Linked DNA regions of Homo sapiens: region 1 is linked to region 2. A link is an interaction called in ENCODE POLR2A ChIA-PET data of the cell type or tissue named here. Cell type or tissue: PC-3. All regions are shown on one strand. Each heading gives the region's core, and the rest is flanking DNA. Links, peaks and the distances in the headings are about the cores only.

Region 1 (12,695 bases), core at 2,588-7,587, 100 kb after region 2:
CACTCATAGTGCACTAGGGCTCCTTCTCCTCCCTCTGCCAGCTCTGCAGGATGTGACTACAAGGTGGCTTCTTTTCATTTTGTTACTTCTCTGAATATTATAATTTTTACAATGAACTTCATTGTAAAATAAAGCATTATAAAATGCTTCAGAAATTACATTTTATTTAAATTTTAATGTCCCATCCTTTTCACTTAATCTAGGGAAATAATCAAAAATGCATGAAGAAGAGGCATGATCAATCTCTCTGCACCCCTCTTCCTAAGACCTTTTCACACTAGGATCCTGTCGTCTAAAGTCTTTTTTCCTCCCCTCTTCATCTGGATAACTGCTACCTACCTTTAGATCCTAGAACTCTAATGAAGTCAAATTCCCACATACCTCTGGTTCATTTTATTTAATATAGCTGTACTTTTTACAAGTATTTTATATTGAGGTATAATTCACATGCCATAAATATTCACCTTTTAAGAGTGTACAATTCAGTGATTTTGAGTATACAGTAGATCCCCCTTATTTGTAGTTTCACTTTCTGTGGTTTCAGTTCCCCACAATCAACTGGGGTCCAAAAATATTAATGGAAAATTACAGAAATAAACAATTAATAAGTCTTCCGTTGCACACTCTTCTGATCAGCATGATGAAGCCCCAGTTGCTCCACCCGCAGTGTGAATCATCCCTTTGCCCAGCATCTCCAGGCTGCCTATACTACCCATCCCTTAGTCACTTAGTAACAATCCCAGTTATCAGGCTGACTGTCATGGTACTGCAGTGCTGGTGTTCAAGGAACCCTTATTTTACTGAATAATGGCCCTAAAGTGCAAGAGTAGTGATGCTGACTTGTCATCATAATTGTTCTGATGTATTATTAGTTATTGTCGTTAATCCCTTACTGTGAATAATTTATAAATTAAACTTTATCAAAGGTATGTATGTATAGGAAAAATCATAGCACGTATGGGGTTCAGTATTATCCATGATCACAGATACCCACTGGGGGTCTTGGAACATTGCCACCAGGGATAAGAGGAGATTATTGTATTCACAATGCTGTACAACCATCACCATTTAATTCTATAGTCTTTTTTCATAATCCCAAAAAAAAACCCATACCCCTTAACAACCACTCCCCATCCTCTCCCACACTCAGTCCCTGGTAATCACTAATCTACTTTCTGTCTCTATAGGTTTGCCAAATCTGTACAGTCCATGTAAATGGAATAGTACAATATGTGCCGTTTTGTGTCTGGCTCCTTTGCTTAGCATAATGTTTTCAAGATTCACCATGTTGTAGCATGGTCAGTACTTCACTCCTTTTTATGGCTGAATACTATTCCGTTGTATGTATATACCACCTTCTGTTCATCTATTCAGCAATTGATGGGCATTTGGGTTGTTTCTATTTGGGGGCTATTGTAAATAAAGCTGCTATGAACATTTGTGTACAAGTTTTTGTGTAAATATACATTGTCAGTTCTCTTGGGTATATACCTGTGAGTGGAATTGCTGGGTCTTATGGTAATTCTGTATTTAACTTGAGGAGCTGCCAAAATGTTTTCCAAAGCAGCTGTACTATATTATGTTCCCACCAGCTGTGTATTTTAAGCTGGGTTTTGATTTCTCAATTCCACCAATAATTGTTATTGTCCATTTTTTTAATTATAGCTTTTTTTGTTATACCCTAAAGGGTATAAAGTGGCATTTCATTATGGTTTTGATTCACATTTCCCTAATGAGTAAAGATGTTGAGCATCTTTTCATGTGATTATTGGCCATCTGCATGTCTTTTTTTTTTTTTCTTTTTTGATACATGGTCTTATTCTGTTTCCCAGGCTGGAGTGCAGTGCTGTGGTCACTGCTCACTGCAGCCTCAACCTCTTGGGACCAAGTAATCCTCCCACCTCAGCCTCCTGAGTATCTGGGACTACAGGCATGTGACACGGTGCCTGGCTATTTTTTAAAATGTTTTGTAGACATGAGGTCTCACTATGTTGCCCAGGCTGGTGTATGTCTTTTCTGAAGAAATGTCTATTCAAATCCTCATAAGGTCTGAATGTTAGTGTCCCCCCAAAATTCATACATTGAGACCTGCTGCTGAATGTGATAATATAAAGAGGTTGGGCCTTTTGGTAACTGATAAAGTCATGAGGGCTCTGTCCTCATTAATGGGATTAGTGGCCTCATAAAAGAGGTTGAAGGGAGCACTTGTCCCTTCTGCCATGTGTGAATGACATGAGAAGGAGCCATTCATGAAGCAGAAAGCCCTCATTAGACATTGAATTTGCTGGTGTTTTGATCTTGGACTTCAGGCCTCTGTTGTTTGTAAATTACCCAGTTTAAGGTATTTTTGTTATAGCAGCAGGAACAGACTAAGACAAATTTGGGGCTGTTTTTAAATTCTGTTATTTTTCTTTTTATTGTTGAGTTGTAAGTATTCTTTACATATTCCAGGATAGAATATTATGCAGCTATTAAAAATTATGTCTGCCAATAATATTTAACAATTTGGGGAATCATTGAGCCTGATCTCACATTTGCATAAATAAAAATAAGGGCTAAAATAATTCATGGACATTTTAAGACATCATCATGGAGGATTATGATTATAGGTGATTTTAATTTTCTTCTTTATGTTTTTCTTTATGTCCTTCTTTTTCTGCAATTAGCATGTATTGCCCTAATAAAAGAAAGCTAAATATTATTAACTAAAAGTATTCAGATTCAGTACTAAAAGTATTCAGATTCAGTAAGGTTGTGCCCAGACTTCTGGATTTGCAATAATGTTTGATGATTCTCTTTCTAGGATTATATTGTTAGCGGAGCCAGCCCCTAGTGATTTGAGTAGCTTCAGATTATGTCAGGGGAAGTGGCCATATGTTACATATTGCTCTCTGGAAAATTAGAGTTAAAGATATGGGATGTAAACTAACACTGCAATCAAGCTCCTAAGTCTTAACTCTGACTTAGTGAATTGTCACTTGTTAAAAACGGGAGAATCCACAGTCCTGTGAATTGGGCATCTCTTTAAGCCGAATCCTATGGGTTGTTCTTCCTCTCCCAGTGGTGGCCAGTTGGCCTGGGCATAGATCAATTACCATGCACTGTAAAAAATAGAGGTCAAATGAAATCAATTTACAGGACCATTTGAAATTCAAGCAAAATTCTGCTCCAGAATATTTACGTTTTCAAAATCCTTCAGAATTGCTCAAGTTAGTTGTGGCTTGGCAGTCTTAGTGGGTCCACCATAGACATCCTCAATATCTATGTCCAACTGTCTTAGCAAGTCCACCACACATGTTCTAGATGCCTGTGTGCAATCGCACCTTCTCACAATTCTTTAAAGTCAACCACTGCCCACTCTCCAGCTTATATAACATGGCACATCCGTCTGATATTGGCATTGGAATAATGTGAAGTTCCAAAATGACTTGATTCAGTAATGTTAAAATTAAGATGATTTATTACAAGCATTTATATGTATTTGAGCAAAGGGAAACTCTACTTTTCATAAATTAATTTGTCTAATGTACTTTATACAGGATTCTGCACCATCAAAGTTATATATTTATGAACTCTCTTCTAAATAATACCTTGAATTGATTTAAAAGATACAATCCATACTTAGAAAAAATGGGCTATACTTAATAGTGCTAATTTGACCAAATATTATTAGTATTGTTTAATTTAAAAGATAATTGCCGTAAACTAATCAATGGTGACAGAAGTCAGAAGAGTGGATACCCCTGGGAGGTATCAAATACAAAAGAACTCAGGGGGTGGGACTGGAAATTTGCTTTAGATCTTAGTCTGTTGATGTTTGCACTGGTGTGATGTGTGTATAAATATGTGCTCGTTGAGCTGATTATTTAAGGTTTTGTGGTTTACTATGTATGTTGTGCTCAGTAAAAAAGAATTAAAAAATCATTTATTTTAAGGGGTCCTTGAAATTATTTTCTTTCTAACACTCACCTTTTCCTAGTAAATAATGTATGTTCATTGCAGAAAATTTTGGAAAATACAAACAAGCATCAAAAAGTTAAAATCATTCATAGGCAATCCCCCCAGAATAACTTGGTATTATGAGAATGTTGTCTGATGCCCTACTTATAAGGCAGCGGCCGCTGGGAGCTTTTTATGAACATCGCCTACTTCAGCACTAACACCACAAACATCACCTACCCCAACATCCATGCTGCTCTCACTCACAGCGTTTCATCCACGCTGCTCTCACTCAGAGCATTTCAAAACTCCTCCCTGGTTATCACTTTGTCCTTTGCCTTTTGTGATTGGCTCATGCTGTTACTGCTGTGGCCCCAAAAGTGATTTCCCAAAGCTGTAAAGCTGAGAACCCTCATTTGGGCCAGGGAGGCCCCTCAGTCACTCCAGCTTTCACCCCAGCAAGTCTCAACCTCCTGTCCACCTCAAGGGTGGCAAGAACGGTGCCACGACATCACCTTCAGCAGAACAAATTTCACTTGAGCTAAAAGGCTGAGCTGACACACGGCTGGAGTCACTATCATGTGATATCACAGTACTCTCTCTTGAATAAAGGAAATATGACTAAAGGCGAGGTTGGCCCTGACTCATGGGGCTTTGGAGAAGTGAGCTCTGGGTTTAACAGTAGGACTGGGGATGGCTCAGACTGCGGACCTTCAGTGAGCCTCTGCCACCTGCCAGGCACTCCGCAGAGCCTTTCACAGACATTCCCTTCGTTCCTCCTGACGACCTTATAAACAGAGTGCTGCCGTTACACCCATTTTACAGATAAAGAACTTGAGGTGCAGGTGCACCTCCATATGACAGGCATCATCCAAGAGAAGTGGAGGGCTTAAACAAGCTAGTCCAACCCTTGGCCATGGGCTATATGTGGCCCAGGATGGCTTGGAATAGTGGTTACCCCTGGGAGGTTACTAACTGGTTGGAAGCCGTTCTGTTTCTTAAAACATTATGAGATTTTTTTGTGTGTGATTTTTCTTTTTTTTTTTAGCTCATCAGCTATCATTAGTGTTAATGTATTTTATGTGTGGTCCAAGACAATTTTTCTTCTTCCAATGTGGCCCAGGGAAGCCAAAACACTGGACACCCCGATTTAGAGTTAAGTAAAGTTGTCCATGTGTCCACAGAGTCCCAGTACCCGCTGTTAAGGGTGAAGCCAACTCTGAGCCGGAATGCATGTCAGTGCAGCCCAGCACACAGGCCCTGTGAGGAGGGGATGCCCCACGGTGTTTTGGGCATGGAAAGAGGGTTGGGTGTGAAAAGTGGTGCCCACCCACTTTCAGTTTTCCAACCTCCTTTTCCAGGCTTTTCTCAGTTTCCATACATTACATCAGGCAAGAAATTAGCTATTCCCCTAATCATGTATCTGTTTCCTCAGCTACTAAGACAACTCTCATTTAAATCTCTCCTCTCACAGAGAAAATTATATTAATATAAATGCCATATAGGTGTTCATCAAAAGACCTAGAACGCCTTTGTAAATGTGAGCTGGTGGCGTGTGTCATCAATCTTACGTACGACAAGGAAGCTGAGTCAGAGAGAGGAAGTATGACTGGGGTTTGGTTAAAAGTAAACCACTGTGCTTGATTTCATCTGAAAATCACAGCAATGCAATAGACCACATCTGCTATCCAAAGTCAAAGGAAAAGAGCAAAGGAATGTTCCAAAAATACATATTGGTATTATGGCTAAAGCCACGTTCTAGCTAGTGGGTGAGGCAGATAAAACTAAGCAGCCATCTTCATTCCAGTGTACTTCCACTTCTATTCTCATTTTCACTCTGCCACTAAGCTGGCTGCTCAGTCTTAGAAAATTCGTTATCTACCCTTGAGCATTGCTTTTCTTCACGACACCCCACAAAAAAGACTGCTGGTCAGGATGACCCTGTGTGGCCTGCTGACCCCCTCTCTGTGCAGCTGAAGCCGGTGCCACCAGCCAGGTTCTCAGTGCTGTTTCTGGTTCGACGGAGCCAGCCTTCTCTCAGCCTTGGGCCCCAGACTCAATACAAGCCTCCATTTCACTGGACTGGACCATTTCTGAATGCTTGGCTTGCATTCTACCCGATGCCACACGCCCTTAATTCCCGGAGCCGGCTTCTCTCTCCTTGCTCTTACGGAACAACCACTCAGCCATCTCCAGTCTGGTGTGAATGACCAAGAAGAAGTTCAGTTGTCTCTGAAGCCTGGGCAAGAATGATGGTCTTGGGGGTCTCAGCTCCCTAGTCCATTGCTTCTCCATCCTTACAGGATGTGCGAGTGTCACCCAGACCTCACAGGACTGCTTCCAGCTCCATTCCATATGGAATGTCAGTAAGGTCCTGCTACCACCAGCCAATATGCTAGACTTGTTCTGGAGTGCCACTGAGCCCAAAAAGCCACCCTAAGTAGCCCATTGGAGAAGAAATACCAGCTGCCGACTCTGGCCTCAGCTCAGCCCCTGAACATGGAGTTGGCAAATCGTCATCTACCTGTTTCTCCACCTGGTCACATTCACAAGGACTTTCCTTGCCTTGGGTTTTTCCCTCCTAAATCCCTGATTGTCAACCCAGCTCTGGTTAACTGACTTGGCACCTGAGGGTTCATCTGTTAAAACTGTCTCTAACACAAGAAATTCATGCCACCCCATCTACCTCTTTGCAGAAGAAAATTGTCCCTATTAAGCTTTTAAATTCCATCTTTTATCATCAATGGGACTGATTCTTACTGTCAACCAGGGTATTTTTGTGGTTTCTTCCAGCCTAAAACCCATGAATCTATACCCATAGCAAAAATATTTATGTTTCTGAGGCCTCCTGGCATTTGTGCCCTTATAGAGTGCCCTCCCCCATTGAATGGGGCTGACCCATGTGACCAATAAAATACTGTGAAGGTGACAGTGTGTGCTTCCCAAGGCTAGGTCATAAAATCTATTACTGCCTTGATTGCTGCATACTCTGGGGGAAGCCATCCACAATGTCATATGGACACTCAAGAATCCCTATGGGAAAAATATGGAGCGGGCCATGTGGAAAGGAACTGAGCCCTCCTGCATATAGCCAGATACCACCTGCCAGTCATAGGAGTTCACCATCCTGAAGTGGACCCTCCAGCCCCAGTCAAACCTTCGGACGATTACAGTCCCAGTTGACATCTAATAACTTCAGGGAAGACCCTGAACTGAAACTGAACTGAAACATCATAGATATGATTAAGTTAAGGATCCTTAAAACAGAGCAGGAACCCCTCTTAGGAGCCTGTGGGCCCCCAAAGACATAATTTTTTTAATCTTCGGTGCATTCAAAAAACTTCCAGTCACTTAACTAGTCCTAAAAAAGTAAATAAAAACTTAATAAACCACAACAACAAAAAAAAACTTAATAGCCAAACAAACTAAAGTCACAAGATGTTTGGTTCCCTGTAAAAACCAAAGACAACATCTTAAAATATGTCCCTGAGTTGTTTTCCAGAAACCTAGACCCCACCAAATGGAGCCACTGGCACACAGATCTCAGGTAAGGAGAGGCTGAGGACTCAACTCTGATTGCTATTCTTTGTTCTAAATTTCTTCCTGAGGGGCCTGGAGAAGGTCATGCCTATGAACCAGAGCTCACCTTCTTTTCTGCCGATCACACATTCTTAGACAAAGCTTTGACTCCTTAATCAATCACAAATCAGAAAATCCTGGAATCCACCTATGACCTGTGGGCCTCTGCTTGGAGATGTCCTGTCTTTTTAAGTCAAACCAATGTATAGCCTCCCTGTGTTGATTTATGACCTTGCCTATAACTTATGCCTCCCTGCCTCCATAAACCCTTACGTTTAAGCCATCTGGGAGGTCGGGTGTCAAGCGTAAGCAACCCAATTCTCCTTACTTGGCACCCTACAAGTAAGGGTTACACTTAAATACCCTCCCGCTAACACCCTCCTTTCTCCCACTACAAACCTCAATAAATATTTGGCCCTACTGCACTGGGTGAGTGGACCCCAGTTCAGTTCAGTAACATCCTGAGATAGAAAGATCATTCTGGATTATCGGGTGGCCCATACATATAACCACAGGGTCGTTATAAGAGATAAGCAAAGGAAAATCTGACCACAGGTGAGAAAAAGACAAAGTGATAATGGAAGCAGAGATTAATGTGGCCACAGGCCAAAGCGTTCTCACAGCTAGAAGCCTTAGAAGCTTCCAGAGACAAGATGCAGACTCTCCCCGGAAGCCTCCAGAACAAATGAGCCCTGCAGATACCCTGACTGTGGTCCTGTAAGTCTCAGGGCAGACTTCCGACCTCCAGAATTGTAAGATAAATTTCTGTTGTTTTAAGTCACTAAATTTGTGGTCATTTGTTAGATTGGCAACAAGAAACTAATATATTGCCAAAATGTTTTTTTAATTTTTGTCAATCTTCCTAAGTTTAACAATTTTTTTTTTATTCAGGATCTCTCTCTGTTGCCCAGGATAGAGTGCAGTGGTGCAATCATAGCTCACTGCAACCCCCAACTCCCAAGTTCAAGTGCTCCTCCTGCCTCAGCCTCCTGAGTACCTGGGACTACAGGCATCCTGCCACCACGCCAGGCTAATTTAAAAAAAATTTTTTTTGCAGAAATAGGATCTGGCTATGTTGCCCAGGCTGGCTTCAAACTCTGAGCCTCAAGTGACCCTCCCACCTTCGCCTACCAAAGTGCATAGGATATGTATAGGTGTGAGCCACCATGCCCAGGCTGGTGTATCAATTTTATCAATTTTTTTCAAAAAATCTGATTGTGCGTTCATTGATTTTTTCAATTGATTTCCTATATTTAATTTTATTGATTTCTGCTTTTATCTTTGTTATTGCCTTCCTTCTGCTTGCTTTAACCCTTTTTTTTAGTTTCTTGAGGTAGACAGCTGGATTACTGATTGAAGAACTTTTCTGTTTTCTAAGGTAAGCATTTGGTGCTATAAATTTTCCTCTTTGCACTGTTGCTATGTCCCATATATTTTGACATGTTGTGGCTTCATTTTCATTCAATTCTATGTATTTTTTGTATTTCCTTTGAAGCTTCTCCTTTGTCTCATTAAGTATTTGCAGCCATGTTGTTTAATTTCAAAGTTTGGAGATTTTCTTATTGTTTTTCTATTATCAATTATTAATTTAGTTCCATTTTAAATTGAATTTCATTGTGATCAGAGACCATGCTCTGTATGACTTTAATTCTTTTAAATTTGGTTAGATTTGTTTTATGACCTAAAACATGGTATATCTTGGTGAATGTTTCATGAACACTTGAAAAGAATGTTTACTCTGCTGTGATTTTGTGGAAGGCTCTATGTATGTCCGTTAGATCCTGTTGGTTGATTATTTTGTTCAGCTTTTGTCCATCCTTGCGATTTTCTGTCTAGTAGTTCCATCAATGGCTAGTGGTATCAATTACTAGATTATTCTGTCTAGCGGGCTGTTGAAGTCTCCAACTATAATTGTGGATATATACATGCTTTCTTGTGATTGCTTCTGTTACAAGGATGGGTTCATACACATGCTTTGTTTCACCACGCTGTTTTCACTCAACAATTCCTTGTAAAAATCTTTTCAAATCAACTGTAATAGGACTCTAGTTCACTTTTAGAAATGGCTACATAGTACTATTCCATAGTGTAAATGTACCAGAATTTACCCTACCACTCTGTAGTGTGACATTTGCTTTGTTGGGTGGGCAAAATAATCCTCAGTGAAAATTCCACCGGCTTTCTCAATTACAAGCCTGAATTTTGATGACAGAGGCTGATAGTTGGAAACTCATAGTAGTCAAGTGGACCATAGCATATAGTAGGGGGTAGAAGTGTGCAGGGTAGACATGAGTCTGTATTAGGCCTTTTGAGAAAAGAATGTGTGACTTTGAAAACCATCAATAATTCTGCTTGTAGGTCATAATAAGCCATAAAGAAAGCTCTACCATCTTTTCTTTAAAAAAGAGTAGTGATATCTTAGACAAAGATTAAATTATCTCTTAGTCATGTAGGCACATGAACTAAAGACCAAATTATTCTTAGGATAGGACAAAACTCTACAGATAGAATATAGGCCAAATGTGGCCAACACAGTAACTCAACCTCATTCCTTACTATGAGCAGGGTGTCTTAAATTTAATTTACAAACCAGAATGTAAACAATAAGAGAATCTAGATACAGTGGGATCACAACTGTTGAGGAAGTGAGAAATGTTTGGCTTGGAGAAGAGAAGGCTAAGGAAAAACACCTCTTTAGCTACTTCAAGGACTGTCATCTGGTAAGGAAGGAGCTCCGTTCTGCCGGGCTTGAGAGGGCAAATGTCACCCAGATGAAGGGAGGTTGTATTAGTCAGCGTTCTCTAGAGGGACAGAACTAATGGAATAGATACATATATATAAAGGGGAGTTTATAAAGTATTAACTCGCACGATCACAAGGTCCCACAATAGGCTGCCTGCAAGCTGAGGAGCAAGGAGAGCCAGTCCAAGTCCCAAAACTGAAGAACTTGGAGTCGGATATTCGTGGGCAGGAAGCATCCAGCACAGGAGAAAGATGTAGGCTTGGAGGCCAAGCCAGTCTAGCCTTTTCAAGTTTTTCTGCCTGCTTTATATTCTAGCCATGCTGGCAGCTGATTAGATGGTGCCCACCCAGATTAAGGTCTGCCTTTCCCAGCCCACTGACTCAAATGTTCATCTCCTTGGGCAACATCCTCACAGACACACCCAGGATCAATACTTTGCATCCTTCAATCCAATTAAGTTAACACTCAGTATTAACCGTCACAGAGGTCATGGAGTGCAAGGCTCAATGGCCAGCAACACACTGGTCACTTCATCTAATAGGGAAATCCCGGCCATGGGAGGACTTCGCACAGACCCTGCTTCCCAAGGATTTTAACCCTGATTGAGTGCATTCCAACTCTAAGGGGCTACAGCCCATGTTACAGACAAATGACAGCTGATATGTAGTGTCAGGTGTCCCTGACTACAGCCATCCTTCAGTGGCACATCTTCCCCATCCCCTTGGCAAACACTGTGCACCCTCCCACCTCCAAAGAGCTTCTCACTCTGATTCTCCTGCTGTGAACACCCTCCACTCCTCCACCTACCCAGATCTGGATAGTCCTTCCAGACCCAGAATAAATCCCACCTCCTTGGCGAGGCATTTTCTGATAACCCCAGCCCACCACTGATCTCTTACCACATAATTAACACCTTTTTAGAACATAGATTTTTTTTCCCCGTTCAACTGAATTAAAAGTTCCTTTTAGGCAATCACCCTGCGCCTCTTTAACAACCTGCAATACCTTCCACAGAACAAGACGTGTAATTGAGCTTTCAAAAAATACTTGTTGATCCATTCATTTCCCCCTTTCTTTTTCATAAATCCATGTAATTTTAATTAGAGGTGGGGGCAAGTGAAAGTGTTAAGGAGTTTATTTAGCTTTCTGTTTGGAAATGTGCTGGTAAAATTTGGCTATACAATATTTTATCTTAATAATGATCTCTCATGGCTGTCATTAAAGTTGAGTCTCTTACGGAAACCTTTCTGTAATTAGCTGTCAAGAGAAAGGACAGGAGAACACAGAATTCAAGGGCCTGCTAATAATGCTTTCCAACTACCAAACAGCCTTTAAAGATTTTGGGTGGGCTGTGGCATACATAGTTCATGGAAGGAACAATTACCAAGGAATTTACTAATAGAACAGAGTTCAAAATAAGCCTCCATGGAATTATGTTCTTAATCCCCAGCAGTATACAAATAGGCTCCAGGTCACCTTCTGGACCAGTTGCTGTTGATCAGGCACATCCCCCAGTGCCCTGCAGCTGCTCCCATTCCTCTGTCGTCTGTCGCATATGAAGTATTTAACACGGGCTCCTGCTCTAGGGAAGCTTTGGGAGAGGCTGGCTGATAGAGTTTGGATCTGGTCCCCACCCAAATCTCATGTTGAAATATAATCCCCATGTTGGAGGTGGGGCCTCGTAGGACCCCATACGATCATGGCAGCAGGTTTCTCATGAATGGTTTAGCACCACCCCCTTCATGCATCCCCACTGTGCTGTTCTGGCGATAGCAAGTGAATTCTCGTGAGATCTGGTCATTTAAAAGTGTAGGCGCCCTCCTTCTCTCTCTCTTGCTCCCGCTTCTGCCATGTGCCTACTCCCCACGTCACCTTCTGCTGTGAAGTCTCCCCAGAAGCTTAGCAGATCTCAACATCATGCTTTCTGTACAGCCTGCAGAGCCAGTTAAACCTCTTTTGTTTATAAATTACCCAGTCTTGAGTATTTCTTCACAGCAATGCGAGAATGGGCTAATACATCGGCTGAACACCCGTCCCACAATCCATGGCCTTACATCATGTCCTTGTCAGCTCAGGCTGCCATAACAAATATACCACAGACTAATAATAAGAGCTATCTATGACAAACCCACAGCCAATATCATACTGAATGGGCAAAAACTGGAAGCATTCCCTTTGAAAACTGGCACAAGACAGGGATGCCCTCTCTCACCACTCCTATTCAACATAGTGTTGGAAGTTCAGGCCAGGGCAATTAGGCAGGAGAAGGAAATAAAGGGTATTCAATTAGGAAAAGAGGAAGTCAAATTGTCCCTGTTTGCAGACGACATGATTGTATATCTAGAAAACCCCATTGTCTCAGCCCAAAATCTCCTTAAGCTGATAAGCAACTTCAGCAAAGTCTCAGGATACAAAATCAATGTACAAAAATCAC
Region 2 (12,695 bases), core at 4,065-9,064:
TCTTCCTGCATCTGGGGCAGGCGAGACGAAATTCTCTTACACAGAGGACATTTTAAAAATGTATTGTCATTTGCTTCCTGGCATAAATAGCTATAATGAAGGAATAAGCCTCAACATTAAACCAATAATGTTTAAATTTAGATACATAGAAGCATCAGTTGCATCCATCCCCTTCAGATCTTATAGACTTAGTAGCCAGGATCCCAGAGCTAGTGAAAGAGTTATAAATGTTTTTGAGAAGGGAAAAAGGTTAAAATTAAAAGACATTCTTAAAGGATTAGATTGAGATATGAATACATTCATACATATTTGTATGTGTATATATAACTGTCTAGAGAATAAAGACTTATGTGAGCAATTAGCAGTTACTTCTTAGATAGTTGTATCTAAATTATGATGGCTGTATCTAAATATATTTGAATTATTTGCAGATATCTGACTTATAGACAGTTATATCGACATTAGTTTTAATGTGTGATGTAGGTGCATATTATGATTGTAAGATGCAGAAGTGTTCTCTGAGAGTATCCAGGGCCTGTGAGAGACGTATATCCCTGGTGCCACCTCTGCCTCAATCCCCAGCTTAGAGTAGGGGGCTTCACATCCCCCCTGAAGCTGACCCTGAGTAAAGGGAAGGAGAACGAGACAAGGAAGGAAAGGCAACAATTTGTTGTAGGAGTCACGGGGGCTCAACCTCCACCTTAGAGTTGCCTCACCAGTTCCCATAGGAAACTGGGGTGAAGTATGCCTGAGATGTCAACTTCTCAGCACCCCTGGGCATGGAAGCTCTCCCAGCATGGAGGTGTACAGTCTCAAGGGCATGAGGCAGTGACTGCAGACGGGGTGTGAATGGTCCTGGAGCTGCAGGGAGGCACTATCTGATTGGTGCCAGGAGATGTCTGCAACACTGTTGCTTTTTTTTTTTTTTTTTTGAGATGGGGTTTTGCTGTTGTTGCCCAGGCTGGAGCGCAATGGCATCATCTTGGCTCACTGCAACCTCCACCTCCTGGGATCAAGTGATTCTCCTGCCTCAGCCTCCTGAGTAGCTGGGATTACAGGCACCCGCCACCACACCCGGCAAATTTTTTTATTTAGTAGAGTTGGGGTTTCACCATGTTAGGCTGGTCTCGAACTTCTGACCTCAGGTGATTGTCCCGCCTCAGCTTCCCAAAGTGCTGGGATTACAGGCGTGTGCCACCGCGCCTGACCACACCGTTGCTTCTATTTCTATAGTCTAGTCAGGATTCTATAGCAACACACACAGCACATATATCCAGGGGTCACTCTGTCAGTCCACAGAAAATAGGCGACCCAGTGGTGAGCATGTTACTTTTGAAAAGTGTCTTTTGTGTTTCTCACCCATCTCACCTTGCCTCTCACCTTGCCTTAAAGGTGTTTGCTGCCAGTCTTCGCCAAAAGTGTCTCCTAAGTGTCTTCCCTGGTAATAAGTCTGCTCTTTTCCTGCAAACTATAGACACATGTAAATACACAGAATGAAAAAATTATTTTCTTCTCATTTCACCACTTTTGAAAGCCACAAGACAGTCGGCGAGTTGATCCTTAAGGTGGTTCGCATCCTCTGTTACACCCAATTTTCCCTTCATGCCTCATGGTTGGCATTAAGATTTGGGAAATAAGTTTGTGTGGGTGTGAGGAAAAGGCTGCATCTCCATCAAAACTACACATGCCCCCCCGCTTGTTTTCATTACCCCCCCCACCCCTCCCGAAGTGTGACTGTAAATCAAGCTCTTCCATATGTATGTCCTAAAATAAATTTCAATTACAGAGTATCTATGTGTCAGAACACACTTCCCACATAACACATACGCCCATGATCGTTCACACTTGGTCAAGTCCACTCTGTAAACCAGGAAATTTCCTTCAAAAAATCAGGAAATTCCCTCTCAGTGTCAGATCCCTGAGCTCAACGTTATTTTGCCATTTTTAGTGGTGTCATTATCATTCACATAAGGTAGTAACGTTAAAAAATTTCCTATAACAAAACAGAAATATCATAACTCTAGAAAGCAATTGCCTTACTAGAATTTTGAGTTGGACATAAAACAAGGGAATGAATAAAATAGAAAACTCATAAAATTCTCATCATTTTAAGCGTCTATATTCACTCCTTTTCAGAGAACCCAATGCCTCCCAAGCCTTTTTAAAATCTTAAATTCTCTCTTTCCCTCACTGAGATCACAGTATGATGGAATATGTCTGAGGGTACAGAGGACACCCCCAGACTCATATCCCAGGAATCACCACACAGTTCCAAAGCATTTGGCCAATGCTTTATGATGTTAACCCAAAGCCTCTCTTCATCTGCATGCCTCATGAAATCCAGTGAGAGAAAGCTCATGATTTACTGTGTCAAAAATGAAACAGAACATCAGCCTGAAATAAAACCAAAGAAAACAAAAGGAAATAAAGTAGAGTTAGCCTCCATTCCTTATATAAGAAAAAAACTATAAGACTTACCTGGGCTGTGTCAGGAGCATGGGGTCTGGGTTTCAGTCTAGTATCAAGAAAGCCCCCTGGAGGAGGCATCTTGCTTGGGATGCTGTTGTAGTATGGGTGGTCTGAGCCATCTCCCTCCTCTTCCGTCCATGGCTCATCCAGACTCTGCATTCTGTTAAAGGAAGATTTCCAAGGGCTTTAGCCAAAAGTTGAACTTGCAGCCAAAATCAACAAATCTAATGTTAGCGCCTGTTATTAAGAAAAGAGAGTTTAGTCAGTGCCTCCTCAGCCATCCAGGTCTCATGCATAGATGAAAAGCAGATGAGTGGTTTAGCAAAATATCTCTGCCATATTCAGAGTTTCACTCATTGGAACATTTCAATCATGTTTGAAGGATGTCCTTTTGTAAAAGTACATTTTAATTAAAAAAGAAATTATGCCTAAGGATAGCCAGCTCCTCAAGGGACAGCACACATTTTTGTAAGCCATGAAATTGATCCCAAACAAAACCAACTACAAAATGGAAATTTAGTGATATGAGGGAAAATGGTAGAATATGAACCTCTCAAAATTCTCCCTTCTGCTATTTGAAAAAACTGTTGTGCTTCAAAGGACATTATCAAGAAAGTAAAAATACAAACTACAAAATGGGAGAAAATATTTGCTAACATGTATCTTAAATGAGACATGTATCTAGAATATATAAAGTACTCGTACGACTCAACAATGAAAAGACAACCCGATCTTAAAAATGAGCTGAGGATTTGAGCAGACTTTTCTCCAGAGATACACAAAAAGCCAATACATGCATGAAAAGTTCCTCAACATCGTTAGTCATCAGGAAAATGCATATCAAAACCACAACCAGAGACCACTTCATGCCCACTAGGGTAGCTATAATCAAAGAGATGGACAAGAAAAAGTGTTGATAAGAACGTGGGGATATTAGAACCCTCACACATTGCTCATGGGACTGTAAAATGGTGCAGCCACTTTAGAAAATAGCTTTGCAGTTTCAGCATAACCATATGACCACAGAATTTCACTCCCAGGTATATACATAAGAATATTGAAACATATGTCCATAAGGAAACTTGTATACATCTTTACAGTAGCATTGTTCATAAGAGCTAAAAGGTAGGGCCGGGCGCAGTGGCTGATGCCTGTAATCCCAGCATTTTGGGAGGCCAAGGCGGGCAGATCATGAGGTCAGGAGTTCAAGACCAGCCTGAGCAATATGGTGAAACCCTGTCTCTACTAAAAATACAAAAATTAGCCAGGCGTGGTGGCACACACCTGTAGTTCCAGCTACTCGGGAGGCTGAGACGAGAGAATTGCTTGAACCCGGGAGGTGGATGTTGCAGTGAGCTGAGATCGTGCCACTGCATTCCAGCCTGGGCAATGGAGTAAGACTCCATTAAAAAAAAAAAAAAAAGGTAGAAGTACCCAACTGTCCATAAACTAATGACTGGATGAACAAAAGGTCATATACCTATACACTCAAATATTATTAAGAACTCTAAAATGAAAGAAATACTGACAGATCCTACAACATGAGTGAATCTTGAAAACATTCTTCTAAGTGAAAGAAGCCAGATACATACAGTATGATTCCATTTATATGAAATGTCCAGAATGGGCAAATCCATAGAGACAGAAAGTAGATTAGTGGTTGGTGGAAGAGTGGGGAGTGGAGAATGGGGAGTAATTGCTGATGAGTATAGAGTTTCTTTGGGGGGTAATGAAAACGTTCTGGAATTAATGGTGATAATTGTACTTTTGAATATAACAAATCAACTGAACTGTAAACTTTAAAAGAGCAATTTGATTATATATGAATTATCAATTTTAAAAATAATAATAAATGGAGTCTTAGTGGCATCTGATTTGTTTTTCAGTGTCCCCAGAGAATGGGGCTGGAACAGCTGGATGCAGTGTGGGTTCTCTCATGTTCCCAGGCTGCACCCTGCTGGAGGAGCGGAGCTGAAACGGAAGGCAGGGCAAGCTCAGGAGATCCCCGTCACCCCGCTCTCGGATAGTACCCTGCGGGACACCAGGAGCCTCTGCAGGATAAGGTGAGGGGGGTGTCAGGTCACCGACAGTATGAAGCTACAGGCAGGGCCCCTTGTCACTGCTCTGCTTTAGAAATGATATGCCGGCCGGGCACGGTGATTTACGCCTGTAATCCCAGCACTTTGGGAGGCCGAGAGGGGCGGATCACGAGGTCAGGAGATCGATACCATCCTGGCTAACACGGTGAAATCCCATCTCTACTAAAAATACAAAAAATTAGCCGGGCGTGGTGGCAGGCGCCTGTAGTCCCAGCTACTCAGGAGGCTGAGGCAGGAGAATGGCGCGAACCCGGTAGGTGGAGCTTGCAGTGAGCCAAGATCGCGCCACTGCACTCCAGCCTGAGTGACAGAGCCAGACTCCCTCTTAAAAACAAAACAAAACAAAACAAAACAAAACAAAACCAGAAATGATATGCCAATACTTGCATTTGGAGGCGACATTTTTCTCAGTGGATAAGATCCTGTCTACTACATTTTCTTTCCCCAAAAGTCCTTCAAACTTCACTACATACAAACACATACAGAACTTCATACATTATGTACACTGCCAGAGAAGTATGGTAGTTAAACTAACTCCCTCCATTCATTTTTGTGTGTATTATCTTAATAGCATTTATTTGGCTTTTATTCAACATTTCAGAAACAAAGGCTAGCATAATAATTAATATGAAATATACTTATGCATCCCCCATGGAGATTAAATAAGTGTTAACCTTTTGATCTATTATGTTAAATCAAGTTTAGCCTAAAGCTACCTCCTTACGTATTTAAATTTGGCCTAAAGGTTTCTCTGTAAATCCTGAACTATACAAGTGGAGGTGTAAACAGACTGTAGCCTACTCTTGTGCCAATCACCGAGTTTTGGCCAATCAAATGCGGCCAACTGTTCCAACTGTGTTCAAATAAGGCAAACGCCGAGCTGTAACCAATCCAGCTATTTCTGAACCTCACTTCCATTTTCTGTAAGTCATTTTCCTTTTTCTCTCCATAAATCTTCTTCCACTACGTGGCTGCCCTGGAGTCACCGAGTCTACTCTGGCTGGGAGGCTGCTCTGTTTGGGAATTGTTTATTGCTCAATTAAACTCCTTTAAATTTAATTCGGCTGAAATTTTTCTTTTATCAATTACATGCTTCCCTTTTTAATAAAATTTGTCAAACTTACGTTGGATGGATACATAGATATGTGATATTATAAGTAAAATGTTAATGGTAGAAGCTAGATGTTGTCTATACAGTTCTTTGTGTATATTGGAACATTTTTATTATAAAATGGTGTAGGGGGTATATGCTTGACAAATACAGTCAAATGCAACCCATTTACCCACACCTCTGTCCTGTCTTCAGATATCCTGGAGTTGTGTATAGCATTTTTGCATTTTTTTGTTGTTGTTTGTGTGTTTGATTTTCTGAGATGGAGTCTTGCTTTGTCACCCAGGCTGGAGTGCAGCAGCACAATCTCAGCTTACTGCAACCGCCACCTCCCGAGTTCAAGTGATTCTCCTGCCTCAGCTTCCCAAGTATGTGGGACTACAGACATGCATCACCATGCCCAACTAATTTTTGTATTTTTAGTAGAGACGGGATTTCACTCTGTTGGCCAGGCTGGTCTTGAACTCCTGACCTCAGGTGATCCACCCGCCTTGGCCTCCCAAAGTACTGAGATTACAGGTGTGAGCCACTGTGCCCGGCCTTGTGTATGTTTTTATAGTCTTTCCATACATTTATTTATCCATATACTATATATGCAATCATTTATGTTTTCAAAATTTTCATAAATGGTTCATATCCTTTTGTAACTTGCTCTTTTTTATTTCATTATAAATTTTGAGATTTATGCTGGTAGTACATGTATATTGGTGAATTCTTATTAACTACTATGTCCCATTATACACAAAATAAAAAATTTGTTTCCTCAGTCTCCTACCTACATTTGGGTTGCTGTCACTGTCTGCCTCTAACTCTTCTATACACATCCTCCTGTCCCAGCTTGCTGAAGTTTCTTTCGTTCTTTTTTTTTTTTTAATATGATGGCCATAAGGGAGAATTGAATTCTAGCATTTTCAGCCTCTGGAGTGAAGTTTCTAGCAATGTGGAAATGGTGGGTCCTGCAGAGGCACCTCCAAAATGAATGTCTTAAACGGAATTTTCCAGGGAAAGAGGAAAAGAAATGAAAAGTCTCTTTGAAGAACGGCAAAGACTGAGAAGGGAGATGAAAGAAGTCTTCATAATCATAAGAACAAAGGTAGAGTCTGACTCTAGAACTAAGGCATAGAAGAATGTGGCTTTAGAAGTTTGAAAAAAGTATAGAGTAAATTTAGGAACAGTAAAGTTTTGTTTCTAGCGATCACAACATTAGAATAGATTTTCATTATGCAAGTTCAATCAAGGACAGAATACTGAATGACCAATATGCCCCATATTACTTTTCTTTTAATGCTTGATGCTGTATGGAATATTCTTACATCCTAAGGAAACTCAGTGATAGAACCTGAACATTTTTTATAATAAACTAAACATCTCCCAATTCCTCTTCACACTCACTATTTTGTTAAACACTGAAAAAAAAACCTAAGGTGCCATTCTTATTCCTACTTCACAGATAAAGCTGCTGAGACTCAAGGAGTTTACAGAACTTGCTCAGGGCCACCTGGAAGGTAAACAAACTACCAAGCTGTTAAGCTGCAAAGGCCAGCGAAGCCGAAACTATGCCGGTAGCCAGCACAGTGCCTCACGGAGGGGACCTCTTGTAGCACGACTTTGGCTAATCGTAACGACAAGGACAATGGGACACACAGAACCGGTGGTAACATAGACCCAAAGAGGTGACATATGGAACCATCACATGGCTGCAGAGGAAACAGAACAAAAAAATTTATAATGAAGTCGCTTTTCTGTAACCTTGGCGACCGTCACTATAGTTTCAAGAAAATGTTTTTCTACACATTCAAAGCATCATCCATATGTTGGCTTCCATCTGTTGGCTTTCTGTGCCATATCCCAGCACCGACCAGGTGTCTCTGAGCCCAGGAAGCCCTGTGATTAATTGTGCCTGTCCAGAACACAGCTCAGGGATGTGGTTTTAAGAGGAAAGGTCATAAAACCCACATAGGCTATTGCAAATGGTGTCACAGCACTACTCACCGATCATGGAGAGCGGGAATCTTGGTAGGACACTGTAAATATTGCTTAAACCGGAGCTCAAAGGCTTGTCCGATGGAGCCGATGACATCCTGGGCCAGCCCATCACAGCATTCCAAAATGTGACAAGCTGGGAAAGCAAGTGACATGGGCCTATTAGAGACAGACACTGGTGCTACCTGGGCTCCTCTACAAAGAGCCCTTGCTGAGGACACAGGGACAGAGAGGTGCATGCTTCTTCCATAATATGTCCTAGCAGATCCAACCACAGCTTTATCTCCAGGTAGGGAATCCTACAGCTATAACATCTCACAATAGGCATGCATTTCTTAATAGCCTATTGTCTACAAAATTATAGGTTTCATTTTTAAATAAATTAAAGATTTTTCAAGTTCAATTTGATGTTCTTCAATTTCTTTAGTCTATAAAGCATCAATTCTGACATCAATAGGGAAAAATTGTTTAGAAGGAGACTTCAGCACGACAAAGAGCCTGATCTCGACATGAACTAGGTCCCTTCAAACCCATGAGGCCTTAAAAAATGGACTGAAACCAGCATCTGTTGAGTGAATCTTGATTTATTCAGTGGACTTAGAGCAAGTAGTTCACTTGCTTCTTAGTGGGGGTAAAGTGTTGATCACCATATGTGGCCACTCAAAACAATAAGGAAACCTTTGAAGATGAATATAAAGAGATATTAATTATCAGTGTGACCATGCCAATAACATGACACATGCATCTACGTAAATTTGAGACTGGTTATTCATGCAGATTCTCAGAAAAGCAGCTTGTGTAAAGAGTAGATAAAAGTTAGGGGTGGCGGTAGGCCAAAATGAGGCCTGGTGGTAAGGCCTGGAGCAGTCCTTATGCTTGAAGCAGGCACCAGCTGTTACACAAGGACATGATGTCCTAGTGGCAAGGCTGCAGGATTATCTATGTGAAACCTTCAGAGAAAAGAGGGCCAGCCTCTGCCTCATAAGGAAGTAGTACTTTTTCTCCAGGGTACTGGAAAATACCTCTACTCTCCAGACCCACTTCCACCGTGCCCTACCATAAGCGTCCACATGTCCCTCCTGAAGGAGCCACAGGGCTGTCGCCATGAGGAGCCTAGCATGATCTTTTTACCAATGGGATAAAGGAATTCTCAGGAATTCCTGGGAAGGATGACAGCTGCCTTCATCACACCCCACCATTCTCCTGCCGACAATCGTATGCCAAGGAGGGTTCCTCCAAAAGCCGCGTTGGTCCCTGCAGTGAGGAGGATGCATTTCTTCATGAGTTGTTGTTCCCCAGCCCTGGCAGTGATTAGGGAGACACTGAACTGTGCCCTCCCTATAGGAGAAGCCAGTACATACTGGAAAGATGAAAGCTGTCAGGGAGGGGACAGAGAGACAGACACGGATGCCTCTGCACAGTGTGGAGCCTCTCAGCATAATACGGCACTGGGACTTTACCCCGGAGGCAGCCAGCTAGGCCCTGGGGCCTCAGCTCCTTCTCTCCCAGACTCCAGGGCAGGGAGACTTCTGTGGACACAGGAAATGTATTTCCTCGGAAGAGCAAGTACAAATGTATTTCTGCTTTGGGGGGCAATGCAACCCCTTGGATACGGCAGTGTTATTTTAGATATTGCCAAGAGATGTGTCTACAAAGGTTCAGACATCCTGGTTGTCTTCTGATGATCAATTATTGATATTATTTTAGTATTGACATTATTATTTACTAAGCATTGCCCCCAGGTAGTCACAAAGCAATGCCAAGCAGCTGTTACAGTTGTGCAGGTCACTGACTGATACAAATGCAACCATCTTTCCAGCTAAGAAGGAAGTAGGAGTCCAGGCCTGAGCAAGGGAAAGCCAGTGAGACACCTCGTTCCCCTGACCTGTCCTGTGCCACGCCCCTCCCGGCCCTGCTGTCCAGCATCAGCACCAGCCAACAGGACTGGTTGGTCGGTGTTTTGGAGAATGAGAAAAAAGACTGGAAAAGGGTCAGAAAGGGTAGCCTGTTTTTTTTAAGGAGAAAATAGGTATCCTAGCCTTTAAGATGAAGAACGAAGAATACGATTTACTGAGAGTGGGCTGTACAATCTCATCCACATGCTACTAACCTTCTACACACCTGAGAGCATGAAGCCTGGGAAGGGGCCTCTGTGGGAAAGGTCCAGGACATGTGGAGCAGGTCAGGGCTTGAGGTAAAAGCACTCTAGCATGCTGAGAAATGGGCATGTTACTCCAAGTGACTAACTCGGGGGCAGGCCCTGCAGATTGTGAGTAGACCCATGGACTCTCGGGAATTAACTCATGCCTGCAGCTCCTGGCACCTGGCAGAGTCCTCAATGAATGGAGAAAACAAGTCACCTGTTGCTTTGGTCTGAGGATTCCTTCTATAAAATGGCCTCTACATGTTCCAGAAACTCACTCCAAAACCAGTTAAACCTGGACTTTGTCTCTCTGGGCCTGGTATTTCTTCTGAGAGTATTGACACTTAGCCAAAAGCCACAATCTTCTAGCCTGCCCTGTGTGATTTGATGTGTGCACTAAATAATGAGGCCTTCCCCAAAGGCAGTCATCCAGCCTGCTGGGCTTCACCTCTCCCTGAGGAAACAACAAAACCAAAGATGTCATTCACAAACAATGGAGAAGAAACCAAGAGAGGTATGCAGCCCATTCGTGCACAGAATCGAGATTCCAAATGACGCAAAATCTAAAACATAGCTCAATGTAAACAAGGTCAGCAAGACAGGGAATTCCACAGTCCTCATTTGAGGAAACTGCCCACTGGGGAAACTCGTACCAACAGCCTGCAATAGTTCATTTACTTAAAAGCAGGGATCCTTTGCTGACACTGGTTTCTCTCTTATTTTGCCCCGCCAATAAAAAAAGCTGAAGCCACTCTCTAAGAGCACTAGCCCAAGCTGCCCCGGAGCAGCCACCTGAGCCATGACATCAGCAAAGGGACTTTCAAGAGCTCACATCACAAGGACTACTCCATAACTGAGATGGGCAACTTGAAAGCAAACCACTCCCTTAGGAATGTATTGTGGCTCTGTAGTCACACTGTAGTAGCTGGGGATGTGGTGGCTTTCAGCCATATGGTAGCTCCTGGCATGTCCACTCACATCTCCCGCTCCCTGAAGAATGGTTAACAGTGGTGAATGAGAAGGCAGTACCTAGATGCATCCCAATCCACCAGACTTCCAGTTCTCAGCTTCCTCCTCTCCCCAAATAAGCCCAGAGGCTAGTAGCTGCTCCCGGCTTGGCGCTCAGGACTGGCCCCCGGCCATCTGCCTGCTGCAACAGGGCATCCAGTAAACTGGTGTGAGGCTTGTTCATCTAAGCACGCTCTCAACACCCTACCTGTGACACCTATTCTGTGAGTCAGGGTGGGCAAGTTATGCCACAGTAAGAAACAATCCCAACGTCTCTGGCTGAAATCAACCATTTCATTCTTGCTTACTCATTTCTGGGCACCTCTCTAAGGCAGCCATCCTCTTGTGGTGCCTCAGTGGCCCAGGCTGGTTTGATCTTTTGATCTTGCAACTCAACGCAAGGCCTTTCCCACAATCTGCAGAAGAAACAGACAGCAGGGCCTTGCACCAGAACCAAATGCACCTTCTGTTCTGCTCTTAGCCCGTCACACAGAACTGTCATGGGCTTCTCCCAAGCAGGAGGGGGCTGGCAGATGCCATCTTTTGCAAGTTTGGAAGGATAGGAGAGCAGGATATTAGGAATGCCCATCACACCCACTGAATCCCTTCTCTAAGTCACAGTTATCCATGCTGCTTCTCACTCATGCCTACCACAAAGAACTTTCCAACCATGCATCCCCAATAAGTGTCTATTTGTAAATTATTAACGTGCATTCCTGTATTAATATTATGTGTATCATAAAAACATCTTTTAAAAGATATCTTTTGTCTTCAAAAAGGATGCAATAAAGAGAAAAATAAAAATTTAAGCTGTCTTGTTAGCCGTGAAAGCATTACTCTGTCAGTCAGTATCTCAAGACACAACCACATTAGGTGTGATCTATTGTTATTATGATGGATAAAAATTCATCTTTCCATCCTGGAGGTACATTTCTTAATCATCTTGAATGTGGAAGGGCTGATTTCTTATCTTATATGAATAGATGATCAGTGTTTTTACTGTGAAATGCAGCCTGTGAAGTTTTCAAAATGGAAGTAAATGTTATCAGCTCTTCCATTTCTTTTCTTTTTCTTTTTCTTTTTTTGAGATGGAGTTTCACTCTTGTCGCCCAGGCTGGAGTGCAATGGCGCGATCTTGGCTCACTGCAACCTCAGCCTCCTGGGTTCAAGCCATTCTCCTGCCTCAGCCTCCCGAGTAGGTGGGATTACGGGCACCCACCACCACACACAGCTAATTTTTAGTAGAGATAGGGTTTCACCATGTTGACCAAGCTGGTCTCGAACTCCTGGCCTCAAGTGATAAAGTGCTGGGATTACAGACATGAGCCACCATACCCACCCACCTCTTCCATTTCTTTCTTATTTGTTTGAGCTGCCATGATGGGTGTAATCCCTAATGTACAGTTTCTCTCCAAGAGGTTTAGTTCAGTTAAAACTAGTTCACACAGCTGAGAACCCACTTTGCTTCGCCGCTCACCCCACATCCCAGCACATGGGCTGGCAGCAGAGAGCCCTGCCTGCTGTGCAGCCATCCTGCCCTTCCTCTGCTATTACGGGCTAAGATCGTCCTGTTTCCAGATTAGAACTGTGAGCCAATGCTCCAGCCTTCATGTCCCACACAGTGGGCTGTTTGCACACTTCTGGCATAGGCCATTGCCTCGGCAAGCTTTGTGTGAACAGCGAGACCCTGCCCAAGCCAAGGCAAAAAACTTATCGGGATCCATGCCCCACTTTCAGGAAGCCACACCCCAGCCTCACACTTCATGGGTCCCAGGTGCTGTCCATCAGCCTCTCCAGGGTGGCTTGGCTCCCACAGTCCATCTGGGGTTCTCCAGTGGCTGCTGATCCAGACACCAGTAGCCTCTGATCCAGCCACATTCCA

The links. Peaks named below come from ENCODE experiments on the same cell type or tissue, not always from the same donor. Only the 100,000 strongest peaks of a DNase experiment are listed, where the experiment ranks them.
Region 1: POLR2A ChIA-PET joins it to region 2 with 6 read pairs; 2 of 35 experiments call an interaction of 5 or more read pairs at or near these places.

What each region holds. Positions count from the first base shown.
Region 1 is chr9:89,149,232-89,161,926 of GRCh38, forward strand. The region is part of intron 1 of SHC3 (SHC adaptor protein 3); the gene reads right to left. Among named protein-coding and RNA genes, the nearest start is that of SHC3, 23 kb to the right of the region's middle. In PC-3, for the core only: no CTCF peak of the experiment used is centred there; DNase peaks (open chromatin) are centred at 4,570 and 5,550; H3K4me3 peaks cover 812 bases; H3K27ac peaks cover 2,643 bases.
Region 2 is chr9:89,044,366-89,057,060 of GRCh38, forward strand. SHC3 (SHC adaptor protein 3) reads right to left here. Exons shown (of 12, transcript NM_016848.6): 7 at 7,672-7,798; 8 at 2,479-2,629; 9 at 1,381-1,468. Among named protein-coding and RNA genes, the nearest start is that of S1PR3, 59 kb to the left of the region's middle. In PC-3, for the core only: no CTCF peak of the experiment used is centred there; no DNase peak of the experiment used is centred there.